3 separate regions of the Homo sapiens genome follow, and all the other regions are linked to region 2. A link is a contact called in ENCODE Hi-C or POLR2A ChIA-PET data. All regions are on one chromosome and are shown on one strand. The core of a region is the stretch at or near the end of the contact, and the rest is flanking DNA. Distances in the headings are between cores, read along the strand shown.

Evidence for each region. A loop is a pair of places that touch in the nucleus more often than their neighbours do. ChIA-PET counts read pairs that join two places held with the same protein, here RNA polymerase II (POLR2A). Pooled maps may share reads with other maps.
Region 1: a pooled map shows a loop between it and region 2 (2.3-fold over the local background). The contact joins two enhancer-like sites. A Hi-C loop is called at or near these places in 2 of 50 pooled maps. POLR2A ChIA-PET finds 5 or more read pairs at or near these places in 2 of 52 experiments (GM12878 and Panc1).
Region 3: a loop to region 2 is called in a pooled map, with 2.9 times the contacts of the local background. The contact joins two enhancer-like sites. A Hi-C loop is called at or near these places in 1 of 50 pooled maps. POLR2A ChIA-PET finds 5 or more read pairs at or near these places in 2 of 52 experiments (PC-9 and activated B cell).

The regions. Positions count from the first base shown.
Region 1 is chr2:98,251,820-98,256,466 of GRCh38, forward strand. VWA3B (von Willebrand factor A domain containing 3B) reads left to right here. Exons shown (of 28, transcript NM_144992.5): 21 at 4,305-4,355. Among named protein-coding and RNA genes, the nearest start is that of CNGA3, 92 kb to the right of the region's middle. Within about 2 kb of position 1,823, at least 2 of the 41 ENCODE cell types and tissues checked have a DNase peak (open chromatin) inside an H3K27ac peak, as active enhancers do.
Region 2 is chr2:97,909,596-97,913,625 of GRCh38, forward strand. The region is part of intron 2 of TMEM131 (transmembrane protein 131); the gene reads right to left. It also overlaps the pseudogene RNU7-96P. Among named protein-coding and RNA genes, the nearest start is that of TMEM131, 84 kb to the right of the region's middle. Within about 2 kb of position 1,941, at least 2 of the 41 ENCODE cell types and tissues checked have a DNase peak (open chromatin) inside an H3K27ac peak, as active enhancers do.
Region 3 is chr2:98,279,121-98,283,465 of GRCh38, forward strand. All of the region lies in intron 22 of VWA3B (von Willebrand factor A domain containing 3B), which reads left to right. Among named protein-coding and RNA genes, the nearest start is that of CNGA3, 65 kb to the right of the region's middle. RefSeq lists an enhancer at 1,081-1,581. Within about 2 kb of position 1,753, at least 3 of the 41 ENCODE cell types and tissues checked have a DNase peak (open chromatin) inside an H3K27ac peak, as active enhancers do.

The DNA.
Region 1 (4,647 bases), core at 573-3,072, 340 kb after region 2:
CGTGAGCCTCCATCGTTGCCCTCACCCGAGAGTGGAGGCCGCCTTACGAGGCTCCTCAGCAGCCTCTGTGGGCTCCTCAGTATTTCTGAATCTTTACCTGAGAGGAAAGAAGAACCAAGGATGAGCATTTCTTTGGGAAGCAGGATGAGCTATTCAAGGCTCACCCTTCCCCGTGGGTCGGAGACTTCCAGACAGGCCTTGCCTCCCAGCTCGGCTCCTCTCCGGTTATGCTGCTGTCCCCAGCTGGGTCTTTCATCGCTTCTCACCTCAGCACCAATGATCCTTCTCAGAGAGACCTCTCGGGAGCTCCTCTCAGCGCCCACCCTTCGTGTGGCCCTCAGAGCACTCACAGCTTCTGCAGGGGCGGTGGCTTGGTGACCATCTCTGCCCTCTAGGATGTCAGCTCCCAAGGCCAGGGCTCAGCCAGCCTTGCTTCCTCCTGCATACCCTATTCCTAGCAGGCGTCTGTGTGTATATGACTATTCAAATTTAATTCAAATTTTATATAATTCCATTCTTCAAATTCAGTCATTCAAAATGCCATATAACAATACCATTCACATTCTAATGTAGTTTGCTTGAATAATTCAAATATTTGAGTCCTATAATTACCCGGCCTGTGAAAGCCTGATGCAGGGCCACGAGCTAGATAGAGCTTCGTGGTCAGATGGTTCGCGGGGGTTTCCTGCTTGGTTCTGACACCAGCTCTGTTCCAGTGTGTGACAGTCGTGAGCCTCAGATTCCTTGTTCACAGAATCTATCTCACAGGTCTGTTGTGAGGATTATGTAAATGATATGTAAAGAGGAACTGATGTTCATTACTTCCCCCTTTCACTCCTGACTCTGCTGACCCTAAAATAACCATAGGTGCATGGAGTGAAATCGTCATCTGGTTCTTCCCACTGCATTGACCTTTTCCCAAGGATTTCAGGAAAGGACAGGGAGCCCCTTCCCAGGCAAAAGAGAGGCCTCCTTTCTTAGCAGCAAAACCAAAACAAACATAGTAAGTCATTTGTCCTCCTTCTTACTTTCAGTGAGTGAATCTGGAAAAGCCTTTTAGTACCCTCTAGAGAAATATTGTCACTATATTGTTATTAATTATATTAACATCAAGTTATTAATAACAATTTTAACATGATTGGTATTATTTAATAATTAAGTTACTGATTGAATTGTTATTATTTGGTATCACTAATTTGATGTTTGTATCAAGTAAATTATTTAACATTGTTATTTAATATTAATAGTAACATGAATATTATACGGAACCAAATTTCCTGATCATTTGCATTCAATTGTGTTTAAGAGTGTTGTTGGTATAAATGTCAATTTCTTTTTCCATTTTGCTTCATTTTTCTCAAGATAGTCAGAATATGAAAAGTAATTAATGACACATTTACCACCCCCATCCCCTATATAACATTTCTAAGGAGTTTTCCAACAAAGATAAGCGAGATGTAACTTTAAAAACAACCTTTGTGTAATCATAAATCCATATGTTTAAGGATGACCAGGCAAATGGAAAGCTCACAGTCCTTTGGTCAAAATAATGACATAAACTTGTTATTGGGGTCACACTTAGTGCCCATGCATGGGAGTCCTTTTGTCTCATTTTAAGAACCGAGGCAGCAATTTTGGCTTTGTGTGTCTGAGTATAAGCTTTGAGTGGATATTGCCAGGGCTGGCTGGATTCTGGAGTGATTTTTCTGTTGCTTACTTTCATTGAAAGTCTAAGGTCAAGGTCACAGCTCTCAGATCACAGAAGCAGTATCCGTTCTAGCCTGGCTTGGGGACCATGCTTAGAAACCTCTCCTTACCATCTGCAATTTGCTGGGCCGGCTGCTTCTTGGCCTTCTGAAGTGTCACTAGTTACAAGTTGCTTTGCAAATGAGTCAACTCTTGGCACAAGCTGATGTGAGAATTAGAGATACAGAAAGTTGGTGAATGCAATCCCTTAGCCAAATTTCTCTCTCCTACAAAAAACAATGAGGGAAACTTTGTTAGAAAAATCCCTGAATCATGGGGCTGGACCAGCCGCAGAGAGGCCCTCAGGTCCAGTGCCGGGCCTGAATCCCACAGGGACTCCCTCATCCCACTTGGCTTTCCTGCGGTGGCCTCCCTGGACAGTAGAGCTGTTGAAGTATTTTAGTGAAGATGGAAAATAGGGGAATAACAAAGGCTATGAAAATGTGCTCCTGGAAAAATATTTTCTAAAGAAGTGAATTAAAATTAGAGACCTGTGCTAGCAAACTGGACCCACATTTACCAATGATTACTCAGTGTTTCTAAGCCTTGCTTTTCAGAACCTGGAGGGAATAAACATTGAGCTATTCGTGATCACTTTATGTATGCATCTCACTTAATCCTCTCAAGGATTCCAAGGGCAGGTGGTGTTAGCCTTGTCTTATCAATGAGAAAACAGTTTCCAAAAGCTACGTAGCACAGGATCACACAGCAGCAAAGTGAGGACACCAAGGTTTGAACCCAGAGCCCTTACCACACTCCCAGCCTCCACACTACACTGCCTCCACTCTCTACATTTACATTTAAGGGGATTGTGAATGGGTTTTTTGTTCGTTTGCTTGTTTGTTTTTCAGAGAAGCACAAAGATACCTAAAATGCGTACTATAAATCCTTTTAACAAATCTTGGAAGCCTTAATCATTATTACCTGAATCACATGATTCAAGAAAGCCAATTTCCAAATAGGCCTCAAAGAACCAAACATCTCAAGTGAGACAGAAGCACTGAGCTGACTTATTTCCCTCTTCCCGACTCTTTTTCTATCACTTAGAGCACATTTACCTGGATCAGACACAATTTATGTGCTGTGTACACACTAGCTCAAGTCCTCATGGCGACACTAGGAGTGGAGCGGTACTACTATCCCCACTTTACCGAAAAGTTGGGCACTGGCCCAAAGCCTCACGGCAAGAAGGAGAAGAAGCCGACTGAGCTTTGGGCCCTGGAGTTGTGGCTCCGGAGTCTACCCTCTTCAGAGGCCCTGTCTGCAGACACCCTTTCTGTGTTCTTACCAGGCTCATGATGGGAGGGCAGGGCAGGAGAATGCAGCCACCCGAAATGTGTCCTCTGAGCCCTGTCCAGCTGATGCTGGGTCCAGTGGTTAGAAGAATGCCTCCTGAAGAGCAGTAGCATTCTCCTACCTCATTGTATGGAAGCAGTGTTTTTTGTTTTTGTTTTTTGTTTTTTTTTGAGATGGAGTCTCGCTCTGTCACCCAGGCTGGAGTGCAGTGGCGTGATCTCGGCTCACTGCAACCTCCACCTCCTGGGTTCAAGCTATTCTCCTGCCTCAGCCTCCTGAGTAGCTGGGAGTACAGTCGCCCGCCACCACGCCCGGCTGATATTTTTTTTTTTTTTTTTTTTTTTTTTTTTAGTACAGACAGGGTTTCACCATGCTGGCCAGGCTGGTCTCGAACTCCTGACCTCAGGTGATCCGCCCGCCTCGGCCTCCCAAAGTGCTAGGATTACAGGCGTGAGCCACTGCACCCGGCTGGAAGCAGTGTTTTTTAATGGAACATCAGCTCACAACCCTGGAGCCAGTGTTCTCTGCCCTGCAGCTCAGAAAGCCTGCTTTTGGGTAATGATGTCCTGACATGATGACACAGAACTGGGCTGGGAACTCTGAAGAAGCAACACTGATTAGTAGCCAAAAGAGCAGCTATAGCTACCCTGTAGGAACCACTAGCTTCAACCTCCTTCTTTGCTCTTGGGTCAACAGCTTCCCTCTGAAAACGCGATCAGTCTCAGCACCGCCAGCCAGCAGCTGTGGGTGAGCAAGGTGCTTCATCCAGCTGCCCCTCCTAGCAGCCTCGTTTGGAAAACAAGGCAGCCAGCCTGCTTGATCTCTAAAGTGTGTCCCAATCCTATTATTTATGACCCTGTTAAACTCTTTTGATCTGAGAATCCAGGCAGAAGAGTGTCTACAGAAAGCGAACTAAAGAGCACAGTTATGTTCCCGTAAGAAGAAAAATGGTGGGTGTTTAGAAACGACTTAAAACAGAGATAATGAAGACCAGTTTGTCAACTGCCTTTACTCAGTCTGAGTTTTACCTGGCTGAGCTGGGAACTGAGCCCTCCTTTAATATTTGACGCAATTGCCACAAAACCACGAGGCTGCTGCAGTGATGCTGAGGTGACACATCCAGTGTCTTTAAGCACATGACAGTGGCCTGGCTCAGTGGAGATGATGCTTAGATGGGCTCCCACTGCGGTGCCTGGGGTTAACCTTTTGCCATGAAATGAAGTACTGCTACAAAATTATTGTTGACTTTTTTTTTTTAACAGGCGCTTGAATAAAATTGTTTGGCGAGCATTATCTCAAGAGGAAAAAGAAAAGTAAGCCATTCCATTCCCTCCTCACTTTTTTTTTTTGGTGAAATTCACGTAACCTAAAATTAACCATTTTAAAGTGTACAATGCAGAGGTATTTAAAATATTCAAAATGTTCTGCAAACCACTACCTTTTTCTAGTTTCAAAACTTTTTCATTACCCCAGAAAATCACTTTGTAACCATAAATTAATCACTCCCCATTCCTGTCTCCCCCTTTTCTGGGTTACCACCAGTTTGCTTCCTGTCTCTATGATTTTGGCTACTCTGGATATGTCATATGAAGGGAATCATACAGC
Region 2 (4,030 bases), core at 691-3,190:
GTTATCTGCTACATCAAAATGAGAAAAAACAGCATTATTTTTTCCCAATAATATATATTATTTTGAAATAGTATTTTGGAGACTGTTTATGCAGAAAATGTGGCAGATGTAGAAAACTGTCCTAATTTTTTCAAGATGCGTACTAGGTAAAGTGTAAGGGTGTCCTTAATTTTCTTTGAGATGTCTTGGCAAAATAATTTGTGTGTGTGGGGAGGTGTATGGATAAAGCAAACACAGCAAAATGGTAATAACCGTTGAGTCTGGGTGGTAAATGAGTTGGTATTGGTTGAGCTCTTCTATTTTCTGTAAAGAAAAATTTCTTTAACTTTTTATTATGAAAATTACATCTATTCCCCATGCAGTGGGAGAAAATATTTATAAATCAAATATCTGATGAGATTAATATCTAGAATATATCAAGAACTCCTGCAACTCAATAACAGAAGAACAACCAAACTAAAAGGTGGGCAAAGGACTCAAACATTTCTCCAAAGAAAATACACAAATGGCCAGTAGGCACTTTAAAAGATGCTCAACATCACTAACCATTAGGGAAATGCAAATCAAAACCACAATGATACCACTTCATACCTGTTTGGATGACTACTATTTAAAATTTTAAAAAGAAAATAAGGATCTTTGGCAAGGATGTGGTGAAACTGGAACCTTTGTGCACTGTTAGTGTGAATATTAAAATGGTGTAGCCACTATGGAAAACAGTATTGTGGTTCCCAAAAAAATTAAACATAGAATTACCATACGACCCGCAATCCCACTTCTGTGTATATACCCTAAAGAACTGAAAACAGGGGCTCAAAAAGATACTGCATGAACCCACATTCACAGCAGTATTATTCACAACCATTAAGGGGTAGAAGCAACCCAAATGCCCATTGACAGGTGAACAGATAAACAAAATGTGATTTATACATACAAGGGAATACGATCCAGTCTTAAAGAGGAAGAAAATTCTGACACATGCCACAACAATGTAAAAGCGTTCCTATTTCTCCACATCCTCCCCAGCATCTGTCGTTTCCTGACTTTTTAATGATTGCCATTCTAACCGGTGTGAGATGGTATCTCATTGTGGTTTTGATTTGCATTTCTCTAATGACCAGTGATGATGAGTTTTTTTTTCTTATGTTTGTTGGCTGCATAAATGTCATTATTTCTGAGGCCTTTGTTCTGTTCCATTGGTCTACATACCTGTTTTGGTACCAGTACCATGTTGTTTTGGTTACTATAGCCTTGTAGTATAGTTTGAAGCCAATTTCTTACAAAGTTAAACATACACCTACCATATGACCAAATCACTCCACTCCTAGATATATGCCCAAGAGAAACAAAAGCATTTGTCCGTACAATGAATGGCTTGTACATAAATGTTCGTAGCAGCTTTGTTACAGCTCAGTATTGGAACAGCCCAAATTTCCACCAGCCCAAACTTCCACGTATCCAGGTGAACAGACACATGAGTTGTGTTATATCCGTACAATGGAATACGACTCAGCAATAAAAAGAATAAGCTATTGATATACAAAACAACACAGATTAATCTCAAAATAATTATGCTGAGTGGAACAACCCAGACCCTCAAAAAAGTACATTCTGTATGACTCCATTTATATAAAGTGTTTTAAAATGTAAACTTCCTGACAGTGACAGAAAGCAGACTGGTGGTTGCCTAAAGATAAGGAGCGTAAAGGGATTACCAAGGGGCACAAGTAGACTTTTAAGGGTGACACGTATGTCCATTATCTTGATTGTAGTAATAATTTCACAGGTACATAATTATGCCAACTTTTTAAATTACATAATTTAAACACATGCAGTTTATTGTATGTCATTTATACATCAATAATGGTTATGACAGAATTCTAGAGCATGAGAAGCTATGGTCTCACATGAAGTCTACAGAAAAGGAACTCAGGACGTGTATCACTCATGTGCACTTTCTTGAGGAGAAAAAAATTATCATGAAGACAGAATCTGACCACTGAAATTACTCATACGAAGACTCACAAATGAGGAAGCTGTCTTGTGAAAGATAAGCAGATACTCAATGCAAAGGATCTGTGGAAATAAAGTTAGAAAATCAGAAAATAAATATTGTTTTTGAAGTATATGCCACAAAACAGAAAAATAATCATTTAACTGTAATAAACAAGAATAAAAATCTCAGAACATGCCAACACATCCTTAAGTGTTATGAGAATAAGGAAGATCACAATAGACACTATTTTGTTTCTGAAGCAATTTGAGAAATAAAGGCATAAACATATCTTAAAAGTATATCTGAAAATTGAGCCCCATTATCAAGAGATTAAAAACAAAACAAAAGCCAATATGAATGCATAAAAAGCAGATGGAAAAGATTAAACACATCTACAGTGAGACTAAATAAGATAAACTCAACTGTTTATATAAAGACAAAAGGATTGCATCAAACAACTGGAACCTAACTATAACAATTTAATACAAAATGCAGAAATGTCAAAGGTCAGAGAATGGGCAAAAATAAACACTGAATAAGGATAAAAACAGGCAAATAAGGATTACAACATTAATAACTTTACAATGTAAAGATACATAAAAACTGTTATAATTCGACAGTGAAAAGGAAAAAAGGAAATGGGAAAACCAATGTTGTGACTGAAATGTAAGCAAAGGGCAAGAAGACAATTCACTAAAGAAAAATAAATGGCCAATAACCATATGAAAAAGATGATCAACCTCAGTAGACAGTAAAGCAATCTCTAGAGGACAGGGAAATTCCATAGTTTGCCATTTGACTGGCAGGGACCTTTGAACCTCATGAATTCACATCCAGAGATAAGGGTCTATTAAGAGTACTCAGAGCCCTAGAAAATGCCCATGCCATGCATTTTTTTAATCTTCTATCAAATATAAGACACTCCTACAATGTTTCAAAGGCAATTTCACTGAATCACAGAAACTTTAGTGATTCTTAACTCACTGCAAATTCTCTTCACCACATCTCTTTAGAACAGACAAGATATAACAGGGGTGTTCTTTCACCTCAGGTGTTAAGGAAAATATGTATATGCATGTGAGTTTGGAGACACCTTTCCTACCTCCCCATCCCCAAATTCTTTGGTCTTTCGGTACCTTCCCACCCATGCTTCTGTCATACTTAAGGACTTCAGCTTCAACCTCGCTCCTCACTAGGGTGCAGATTCCAAATAATCTGAGCACAGCTTCTCTCAGAATGCACTCCCAACTCCAAAAGGGGATATGCGGGAGGAAAATGGACTCTTCTTCCAATCAAATAGACCAGCCTCGGCAAAAATATATGTGATATGCTTTAAAATATTATTAAATTCTTTTATAAAACGAACACATCTGATAATTTTATCCCTGTAACTCAGTGGTTCTCAACCGAGGGCAATTTTGTTTCCCTGGGGGAATTTGGCAACGTCCAGAAGCATTTCTCTGTGTGCGGGTTTTTATTAACACCAAAAAACATGCTGGACAAATTCTAAAAGAGTTAAAAAACTAAGAGGCATTTTTGTTTGTCGCAAATCAGGGGGCCACTAACATTAAGTGTGTAGAGTCCGGCCTGCTGCTAAACACCCGGTAATGCACAGGACGCTCTTTCTTCTACCCTACAACCAATTATCTGGTCCAAAACGTACACAGGCCAAGACTGAACATCGTACTACAACCTCAATTTTATAGAGATATCAATAATTTAGATGTTCATTTGTAATAACATCTCCTTGCCTTTTAATTCAAAGTGCGTTACTGTCTTAACTGTGTTTGTATTTCCAGTGGTCCTTGCAGTTCTTAACACACTGGAGATAAATACAGAATTCATTTTACAGATAAAGAAACTAAGCCTCTAAATGTTCTAAATTAGCAAATGGTAAGAGTTAGAATTCAAATCCTTCGATCTGGTCTAGTACTGCATTCATACAATAACCTATCCTTGACAGAACTGCATATGCCTAAAACCAACTTTTAGCTTACATGAGCTGAAGTTGGCTATATTATTGCTAACAAATTT
Region 3 (4,345 bases), core at 503-3,002, 370 kb after region 2:
GTGCCACGTTTATCTAGGGGTTAGATGGGGCTTTAAGGAGAGAATCCTGCTCAGAAACACCAGTCACTGGAGGAAACTGAAAGAAGGGGGAAAATATCCCCAAACTCTATTTTCTAAGAAGTCTTCTGTCTCATGTCCTGATGTTCAGGAATGGGAAGGTGGGTGTCAACTCTGGGGATCCCTGAGGTGACAAAAACTTAGAACCAGGCTGTCTTTTCATTCTGAAGCTAAAGGCACCCTCCTCGCTGGAGATTCGGCTGGGCAGATGCCAGCACTCTCCTGCCTCTACATTTGTCTTTGTTCCCAACCATGAATTCTACCCAAGCACCCTAAACAGATCTGGGGACAGATTTGCCCTCCCTGTCTGGAGGAAGAAAACGGAGTGTAGAGGGCTTAGCAGGGGCCACTCAGGAAGCAGAATCCAATTCATTCAGCACAAGTGAAGAAACGTTAATGAAGGAACTCTTTGCAGAAGTGAAGGTCAGTCTAAGGCAGTCCGTGGGATATTGCAGGACCCCAGGACAAGCAATAGCAGGAAGCTGTTATCATCCCCAGACTTAAAGGGGCAAGGGAAGGAAAGCGTGTTCCTGGAGCCCTAGAGAGAAAGAGCAGGGAGTGGGCAGGACACCAATACCCCGGCTTCCTCCTGCCTTCTGAGCTTGGCGCGTGCCTCAAGACAGCAAAAATTAGGGAGATAGGGTGGTGTGTTCCCTGGGGGCCAGCCTCTGGGGGTACAGAGCAGGGCAAGGAAGGGCAGAGAGCAAGGGGGATGCGTGAGTGGGGGCGGAATAGCCAGCCCAGAGGAGTGGATGTCTTGAAAAGTTTTCTTAAAGACTCAGAATTCATTTGCACACCAGTCTCGTGTGAGATGTTTGTGTAAAGTAGGTGGCTGGTAGTGGTTCATACGTCAAGGCAGTGCCACGAAAGTGGCTCCCAAGTGTGGCTTTTGTTCATCTCCGGAGTAGCGGGAAATGAATAACTGTATCAGGAACGCGAAATTACAAATCCCAAGCTTTGGTGATTTCCAGATATAAATATGTAACACACTTCAAATTTTTCTCTCTTTGTTTGTTTGTGTGTTTTTTCCTAAAAGAGCAATAAGGGAATATTTCCTGAGATGACGTTGCAGGTTTACTTTCAAGATAGGGAAATAGTTTTGGATTTTTTTGTTTTTCTGTTTGGAATATAGTATATGTTTATTAGATTCCTTTGCTGCCACAAAGAAAAGAAAGAGAGAGAGAGAAAAAAAACACACAAGTTTATTTTCAGCAAAGCTTTGAGGTAGCTATTTGTTAATGTTTGACTGGAGGTTTTGCTTTCAGGGTGATTAACTGTTCTCCACACCCCGGTGCTGCCCTGGGGTCAGGGAGGGGAAGGAATGTTTCCTGGTTCGGGGATCTGTCTGTGGAAGTGTTTCTTGTGCCTCTTAGCCATTCGCACGGCACAAAGCGCTACCAGCTGGGATGAGGCTGAGGCCAGACCGCTCACCAGGCCTGTGCCGGGCTCAGGAAGCAGCGCCTGGAGAGGGAGGTGGAAACTGCACTGGGGTTTTGGGATGCGTGTTACTGGCTGTGTGTTTTCACGAGTTATGCTATGCCCTGGGGAGGCGGGGGAAAACCTCACAAAGCACTCCTCTACATCCCTTTGGTTTTTAAGGCAAGGCTAAGTGCCTAAGACTACTGGAAAGGAAGGGGATCAAAACCCCCTTAAGCCTTGGCCGGCCAGGCAGCACTGCCAGCTTTCCCTTGAGCCCCCGCCCAGATGTGCCGTACTTGATAGCAGCTCACAAGAAGACCTTGCTGCTTCTTCAGGGCTCATGCAGGAAATTCCACTTAGAGCTTCACTTCTTTAGCACAATATTTGCCTTCTGTTAAAGTGCAAATGCCCTGGGAAGGAAGGCACTAATTCGTTTGCCATGGGCCACTCGCTCCCCGCCCCGGAGATGCTGGGCAGGAGTTTGCCACTCCTGATTTCTATTTTCCTGTAAGCTCTTTTCTCATTCTCTCTCCAGTCCATTTTTCAAAGGGATGCAGAGTCTGGATACTTTCTGGGTGGATGAAATCCCTCTAAATCTAAATGAGCGGGGAGAGAGTGAGTTCCCAAACGCTTCAGGTTAGCCCTGTCCTGTTCACCAAGGTTTTAAAGGGAGTTGAATTATTCACAGAGACAGTTTGCAAATGTCCCGGTCTTTTAATTAAGTGTCCTAGAAAGGGGAAAGGTCAGCACCTGTCTGAACCTACACACATTCCTTTGATTAGAGCAGTGACAGACTTTACATGGCCTTAAGGACAAACGTGGACAAAGAAGCATGTTGGAGCTGCTGTTACGACAATTAGGGGATTGTATATGCTGGAGTTCAATGATTTAGGGCAGGAAAAGTATTTAGTAGTGGGTGTTTTTAACAAGATTTTGAGCCAAAGATTAGTTCTAGTTAATTTGTAGAAATGTGTTCTGTACCTAGTGTAGAAGTATGCTGCTTGTTACATGGAAAATTTTAAAGCATCAAACCTTTAGTCATTTCACTATCTCCACCACCATGTCCAAGAGCATGACCTTGAAATTAAGTCACGAAATGAAAAGAGGGTCACACCATTTGGGGCCCTCGTCCATATCACCGAGATTGAATCTGACAAGGAGGTGAATTGGATTATCTGAATTTTGTAGACAAGGCTAAATCAAATTACTTAGCACACAGCATCCCTCCTGCTGGTGTCATTGCTCGTGGGACTTCCTCACTGAAACTGGTGGGCGGCTATTCTTGTGTGCCTGAGTCTAAACATATGTTGGCTTATTTGTTTGAGAGCTAGCCTTTCCTGCTGTCTCTCTATTCCCTCTGACTTTCATCACCCATGGGTTTCTTTTTAGACCTCGGTAGTTTGCATGTATTTTGTGTGCATGTATAGGCGAGGTATGGCAGAAAAGAAATGGAGTTGGGAGACGTTCTTTGACGTTAACTGTACGGCACCCCGAAGTCTTTGGCAAAATTCAAAACCAGCAGGATGTCATCTTTCTGGAACAAAGTTGTCAATATTCTGGCTGAAGGGATGGCACCTCTAGCTGCCCTGGGGAGATGTCTTTTCATCCTGGGAAGCCTATGTTCTGTTTCTGTGGGATGAACCATTATACTGAAGCTGGCCATTGTGCTTCATCTGTGGTATAGTTCAACTGACTGTGCCATGATGCAAATGAATCATCATGTAGGCCATGGTGAATAATTCCTTCCATAAAGTCCCATGCTGTGGAATCAACCAGAAATGAATTCTTGCCAATAGTAATAACAGTTGGAAACAAAGCAGAGTAAACATGAATTACTTTTTTTTTTTTTTTTTTTTTTTGAGACAAAGTCTCACTCTATCACCCAGGCTGGAGTGCAGTGGTATGATCTCGGCTCACTGCAACTTCCGCCTTCCAGGTTTAAGTAATTCTTGTGCCTCGCCTCCTGAGTAGCTGGGATTACAGGCGCACGGCACCACACCCAGCTAATTTTTGTGTTTTTTTAGTAGAGACAGGGTTTTGCCATGTTGGCCAGGCTGGTCTCAAACTCCTGGCCTCAAGGGATTCACCCGCCTCAGCCACCAAAAGTGCTGGGATTACAAGTGTGAGTCACCGTTCACAGCCAACATGAATTACTTTTACAATGTTCTTTAGTATCTGTCCTTGTCCTTTCCAGTGAACTTACAGGCGTATGAATGACTTGAAGGGGAGTGATACTTGTAACCATTTAGAAAGACATTTTCTTAGGCGTCATTTGCAGTGCTAAGAATGAATGCCATAGCATTGCTACCATTCACTGTCACCCAGGCAGGGGGAAGCTCTTCACAGAGTGAATGGCTATTCTCTATCAGAAGAATTGGGAAGTGAGTGATAACTATAGAAAAAAAGAGTTATCTGATTATTTTAGGCAACTCACCTCCCAGATTTATACCTTTAAACCCATTCTGAAAATGTAGAAAGCAATCTCCTCGGTTAGCTTCTGGCTAAGAAATTGAGAGAATCAATATTTGGAATCTAGAGACGAAAGAGGGCTAGTTAAATAAATTACGTGACTCTACTCATTCAGAATTTTAAAAAGGAACTTTAAATGTATCTAGGCATAGGTTCTAAGAAATGACTTCTCATACTAATGAAATCTAAGAGGGAGAAATGCCTTCCCAGAATCGATGTGGACATCTTTACGGAATCAGGTTTTTATTCGTCTGGAGACAGAGAGACTGTCTCGTGGTCTCAGTGACCAAAGTATCCTCCCAGCCAGCTGGTCTTTGACATGAACACTGGTGACCTGAAGCAAGGTGGCTTTTCCGTAAAGGCTTTAAACTTTATGGAAAAGTGAGGTTTTTAAGTAACA